Linked DNA regions of Homo sapiens: region 1 is linked to region 2. Evidence: read pairs that join two places in POLR2A ChIA-PET (ENCODE). Cell type or tissue: MCF 10A. All regions are shown on one strand. Each heading gives the region's core, and the rest is flanking DNA. Links, peaks and the distances in the headings are about the cores only. Region 1 has its middle 7.9 kb from the start of DEFB129. Region 2 has its middle 6.1 kb from the start of RBCK1.

Evidence for each region. Peaks named below come from ENCODE experiments on the same cell type or tissue, not always from the same donor. Only the 100,000 strongest peaks of a DNase experiment are listed, where the experiment ranks them.
Region 1: POLR2A ChIA-PET joins it to region 2 with 5 read pairs; 3 of 35 experiments call an interaction of 5 or more read pairs at or near these places.

The regions. Positions count from the first base shown.
Region 1 is chr20:233,655-236,576 of GRCh38, reverse strand. No RefSeq gene overlaps it. Among named protein-coding and RNA genes, the nearest start is that of DEFB129, 7.9 kb to the right of the region's middle. In MCF 10A, for the core only: a CTCF peak has its summit at 498 (motif pointing left); no DNase peak of the experiment used is centred there.
Region 2 is chr20:400,773-403,694 of GRCh38, reverse strand. No RefSeq gene overlaps it. Among named protein-coding and RNA genes, the nearest start is that of RBCK1, 6.1 kb to the left of the region's middle. RefSeq lists a cis regulatory region at 1,402-1,678. In MCF 10A, for the core only: no CTCF peak of the experiment used is centred there; a DNase peak (open chromatin) is centred at 1,654.

The sequences.
Region 1 (2,922 bases), core at 107-2,606, 170 kb after region 2:
GAGAAGTCCAAGATCAAGGTGCTGGCAGGTTTGGTTTCTCCTGAGACCTCCTTCCTTGGCTTGCAGATGGCTGACCTCTTGCTGTGCCCTAACATGACCTTTTCTTTGTGTATGCATATCCTTGGTATCTTTTCCTCTTCTCGCAAAGATACCAATTATGTTGGATAGGATCCTGCTCATATGACCTCTTTTAACCTTAATTACCTCTTTAAAGGCTTTACCTCCAAATACAGTGACATTGTGGGTTATGGCTTTAGCATATGAATTTTGAGGGGAACACAGTTCAGCCCATTGGCTCACTTAGTGGTGAAGGATGTAGATAACCTATTGTCCTCTACGGGTGCAGGACAGGCCAAACTAGCATGCAGCTCTCTGAGCAGATGAGTAGAGAGCAGGGAAGCCAGTAGTGACACTGTTTCTTGCTTGGATTTTTCTAATTCAACTTGTCCAGGCAGGAGTCTGGACAAACAGTGCCAGCTGCTGTGTGCCTGCCCTGCCCTCTAGAGCCCAGCACATTCCTTAAGGCATTCTGAGTCTCATGTACTAACAAAAGGCCTTTGCTTTGTTACAGTAAATATATATTTTTTTCTGGACATTACCAAGCTCCCAACTTTTTATTTATGGTTTTATTTAGTGCTCTTTTCTTCATCATCTTAGGTTATTTACTGGCTAATTTATTTTATATATGCTCATAATAGTCTTTCATTTCATAATTTTTACAACTAACAATTTGAGTTCATAAACAACATTTTCAAAGTAGTTCTGGACTGGAAATCAGGCCTTTAGAAGTGATGTAGTTAGTTAGGGATGGGCTTCTAATCAACTGGGATGCCCTCTCTAATAGTTATCTTCATCACTGGCCCTCCCCGCTTCTATCCGCTGTCATGCTTGCAGTAACATCATTAAGCACGGGATCACCTCACTGCTTAGCAAAGACAGACAGAATTCACCTGCATACATATTAGGTTGGTGCAAAAGTAATTGCGATTTCAGACCGTGAATTTTAAATCACTATAACTAGGCTCAAACACATCTTGATTACTCAAATTAGGAACCATTACAATCAACACATTTTTGCCAATGAGGAATAAATTTGTTTATTCCTGTAGTGTAAAAATCTGTGCTTTGGGATTCAACAAACCCTTGGAAGCATTTTCGGCATCCTGCTGATTGTGGAAACATTTTCCCTGCAAAAAGTTGGAAGAAGTGGTAGTCGATCGGCGAGAGGTCAGGTGAATATGGCAGATGAGGCAAAACTTCGTAGCCCAATTCATTCAACTTTTGAAGTGTCGGTTGTGCAACATGAGGTCAGGCCTTGTCGTAAAGAACTGGGCCCTTTCTGTTGACCAGTGCCGGCTGCAGGCATTGCAGTTTTCGGTGCATCTCATTTCCATCTCATTTTCTGAGCATGCTTATCAGAGGTAATGGTTTCGCTGGGATTCAGAAAGCTGTAGTGGATCACAGTGCCAAACAGTGACCATGACCTTTTTTTTTGGTGCAAATTTGGCTTTGAGAAGTGCTTTGCAGCTTCCTGGTCCAACCACTGAGCTGCTTGTAGCAGGTTGTCACATACAATACACTTTTCATTGCCATGTCCCAATCCAATTGAGAAATGGTTCATTGTTGCGTAGAATAAGAGATGACGACACTTCAAAATGATGATTTGATTTTTGCTCAGCTCATGAGGCACCCACTTATCGAGCTTTTTCATCTTTCCAATTTGCTTCAAATGCCAAACGACCATAGAATGGTCAAGGTTGAGTTCTTCAGCAACTTCTTGTATAGTTGTAAGAGGATCAGCTTCAATGATTGCTCTCAATTGGTGGTTGTCAACTTCCAACGGCCGGCCACTACATTCCTCATCTTCGAGGTTCTCCTCTCCTTTGCAAAACTTTTTGAACCACGACTGCACTGTACGTTCGTTAGCAGTTCCTGGACCAGATGCGCAGTCGATGTTGCAAGTTGTCTCTGCTGCTTTACGACCCATTTTGAACTTGAATAAGAAAATCGCTTGAATTTTCTTTTTGTCTGACATCATTTCCATAGTCTAAAATAAACATAAAATCAACAGCAAGTAATAAGTCATTATCAAAAAACATAAAGTGAGAAATGCCTATTAAAATGATGTATAGGCCGGGAGCAGTGACTCATGCCTGTAATCCCAGCACTTTGGGAGGCTGAGGCGGGTGCATCACCTGAGGTCAGGAGTTAGAGACCAGCCTGATCAACATGGAGAAACCCCGTCTCTACTAAAAATACAAAATTAGTCAGTCATGGTGGCACAGGCCTGTAATCCCAGCTTCTAGGGAGGCTGAGGCAGGAGAATAGCTTGAACCCGGGAGGAGGAGGTTACGGTGAGCCAAGATCACACCATTGCACTCCAGCCTGGGCAACAAGAGCGAAACTCCATCTCAAAAAAAAAAAAAAAAAAAGTGTAACATAACCACATTTATTTAAGAACGCATTCTAATATCAAACAGCAAATTCCAACAATGCAAAAACTGCAATTACTTTGCACCAACCTAATAGTTCAGGGTAGGGTAGTAGTTTATTGATTGATTGATACTTTGGTGACTCCCTGTGAAGTGCTCCATGAATGCACTGCTAGTAAGTGGAATGTTCATAGGTTTCTAATTTGATCAGATTGGGTTCTAATATTGGCCTGAGAAGTTAAAAAAAATATAGAGTCACACAGTCCCTGAGTGGCAGGACCTGGAGTGGCAGGACCTGGGATGGCCAGGGTGAGTCCTAATCTCACTCTCTCTCTTTTTTATTTTTATTTATTTATTTAGAGATGGAGTTTTGCTTTTGTCACCCAGGCTGGAGTGCAGTGGCACAATCTCGACTCACTGCAACCTTCGCCTCCCAGGTTCAAGCAATTCTCCTGCCTCAGCCTCCTGAGTAGCTGGGATTACATGTGCC
Region 2 (2,922 bases), core at 198-2,697:
CTGTCCCCAGAGCAGATGATCCAGAAGAGCAAGGCAGAAGCCATAACATATTTTATGACCTAATCTTAAAAGTCATACTTTCTCATTTCACAATATTGTATTCATTACACTGGTCAGCCCAGCTTAGGATGGGAGGAAACTGTACAAAGGCGTGAATAGCAGCTGGTGAAGGTCACTGGGGACCATTTGGCTGTCACATATAAAGTGAGATGATCCAGGTAAAGCACTCAAAGCCATGTCTGGCATGTGCTATGTGTTCATCCCAATCAGTGTCCTGGCTTTGCTCTAGGCAGGTGGAATCTGTACAGGAACAACTTTTATTCAGTCATTCCACAAACATTTATTGAGCACTCCTGTGTACCAGGCACTGTTCTAGGAACTGGGTGAACAGTTATAAACAAAACATAGTCCCTGGCATTATAAAGCTCAAAAAAAACATAAAATACACTGCCTGGTGGTGCTCAGTGCTATGAAGAACCATAAAGCCAGGTAAGAGAAGAGAGAACGATGAGGAAATGAGGCCTGGGAGTCTTTCTCCTTGGATCTAGTACAACTGTAGTGGTGGCTTAGATTCTGACCTCTGATAAAGCCCTCCCTCCCCTGTGAGCGCATCCTGGCGTCACAGGCGTGTAAAATGTATACCCATTTTACACCAAGGCTAAAGTCAAACTAGTCCAGAGAAGAGCTGAAATAAGATTTGAGTCCCCAAGGAGTCCGGATTTCTTCAAATACAGAGGTTCTCCAACTTGGAGGCCCAGCAGCATCACCCAGGGAGCTTGTTAAGATGCAGAAGCCCAGATGTTCTGACTCTCTAGGTTGGGGGAGGATCCAGGGCTCTGCATTTTAAACAAGCACCCCAGGGATGGATGCAGGAGATCAACCAATCACATTTGAGAAATGTTCTGGTTGTGGGTAGTGGTCATACCTGTAACCCCAGTGCTTTGGGAGGCCAAGGCAGGAGGATCATTTGAGGCCAGGCATTCAAGACCAGCCTGGGCAAAATAGTGAGGCCCCTGTCTCTACAAAACAATTTTTTAAAAAACTAGCTAGGCGTGGTGGCACTCCCAGCTACTCAGGAAGCTGAGGTTGGGGGACAGCTTGAGCCCAGGTGTTCAAGGCTGCAGCGAGCCATGATCACACCACTGTACTCCAGCCTGGGTGACAGAGTGAGACCCTGTCTTTTTTTTTTTTTTTTTTTTTTTTTTTTTTTTTTTTTGAGATGGAGTTTCACTCTTGTCACCCAGGCTGGAGTGCAATGGTGCGACCTTGGCTCATTGCAACCTCCACCTCCCGACCCTGTCTTTTTTAAAAAAGAAACCCTGTTCTGAGGGCTTAGTGGCCAGGCAGGGCTCTAGGTCCAGCCCCAAGTGACGGACAGGGCTTAGCCATGCAGAGAGAAGGGGAACAGCTGGAGATCCAGAGACACCAAGCAATTTACTCAGGGGCATACAACCTGTAGGGAAAGTTTTAGGTGCACCTCATCTTATTTGATCAAATATATCTCATGTTGTACAGTAGTTCCCCACCCCCACCCCCATGATCTGTGGTTTTGCTTTCTGCAATGTCAGTTACCTGCAGCCAACCACATGATGAAATCTCATGCAATCCTGCACTATTCCACGTAGGATGTGAATCATCCCTTTTGCACTGTATCCATATTGTAGACATTACCCACGGTTAATCATTAACATCATCTGCTCCTGACATCCAATCATGGACATTGTCACGGCTTCATGATCCTGGATCACCCAAAGGAGATGATTCTCCTTCTGACGTATCATCAGGTGAGTAGTAGTCTAACGCTAGATCACAATGCCCATGTCATTCATTTACCTTCATCTCATCATGTAGGCATTTTATTATCTCCCATCATCACAAGAAGGGTGAGTACAGTACAATAGGACATTTTGAGGGAGAGACCACATTCGCATAACTTTTATTACAACATACTGTTATAACTGTTCTATTTATTGTTAACTGTTTGTTTTTTTTGTTTTTTTTTTTTTTTTGAGGTGGAGTCTCGCTCTGTCACCAGGCTGGAGTGCAGTGGCGCGATCTCAGCTCACTGCAACCTCCGCCTCCCGGGTTCAAATGATTCTCCTGCCTCAGCCTCCCAAGTAGCTGGGATTACAGGCATGCGCCACTACACCCAGATAATTTTTGTATTTTTAGTAGAGACGGAGTTTCACCATGTTGGTCATGATGGTCTCGATCTCTTGACCTCGTGATCCGCCCACCTCGGCCTCCCAAAGTGCTGGGATTACAGGCGTGAGCCACTGTGCCCAGCTGTTGTTAACTCTTAATTTGTAAGAGTTTAATTTACAAATTAAACCTTATCGTAGGTATGTATGTATAGTAAAAAACATGGTATATACAGAATTCTGTACTATCTGTGGTTTCAGGCATCCACTGGGGGTCTTGGAATGTATCCCCCCTGGATAAATGGGACCACTGTACATTGAAAAACAAGACCACACATTATTTTCAGCTCTTCCCATCAAGAGAAAGAATCAATTTGCCTGCATCCTGAATTTGATGTGGAATTTGACATGCTATTTGATATGCTTTGACACTAGTGCAGCTTGAACACTGGAATTTGTCCTCTCTTGTTGCTTTCTGAAACCCTGAGACCACCATAGGAAGGAGTAGGCTATGCCTATTGGAGGACGAGGCCATGTGGAGCAGAGAAGAGCCTTCCTGGCAAGGTAGACATTCGAGCTGCTTGCTGCCTGCAGCTGCAGGAGTGACCCAGCTGAATTCAGCCCAAATTGCCAGCCCAGAGGATCATAAACTACTGTTTGGGGTTTATAATGCAGCAGACTGACATGGCCTTGTTACTGGTGGAGAATATTTTTCCTCCCTTCACTAATGGCAAATTTTCCTTAGTCATGGTAATTAACACTATCTACCAGACAAACTCCA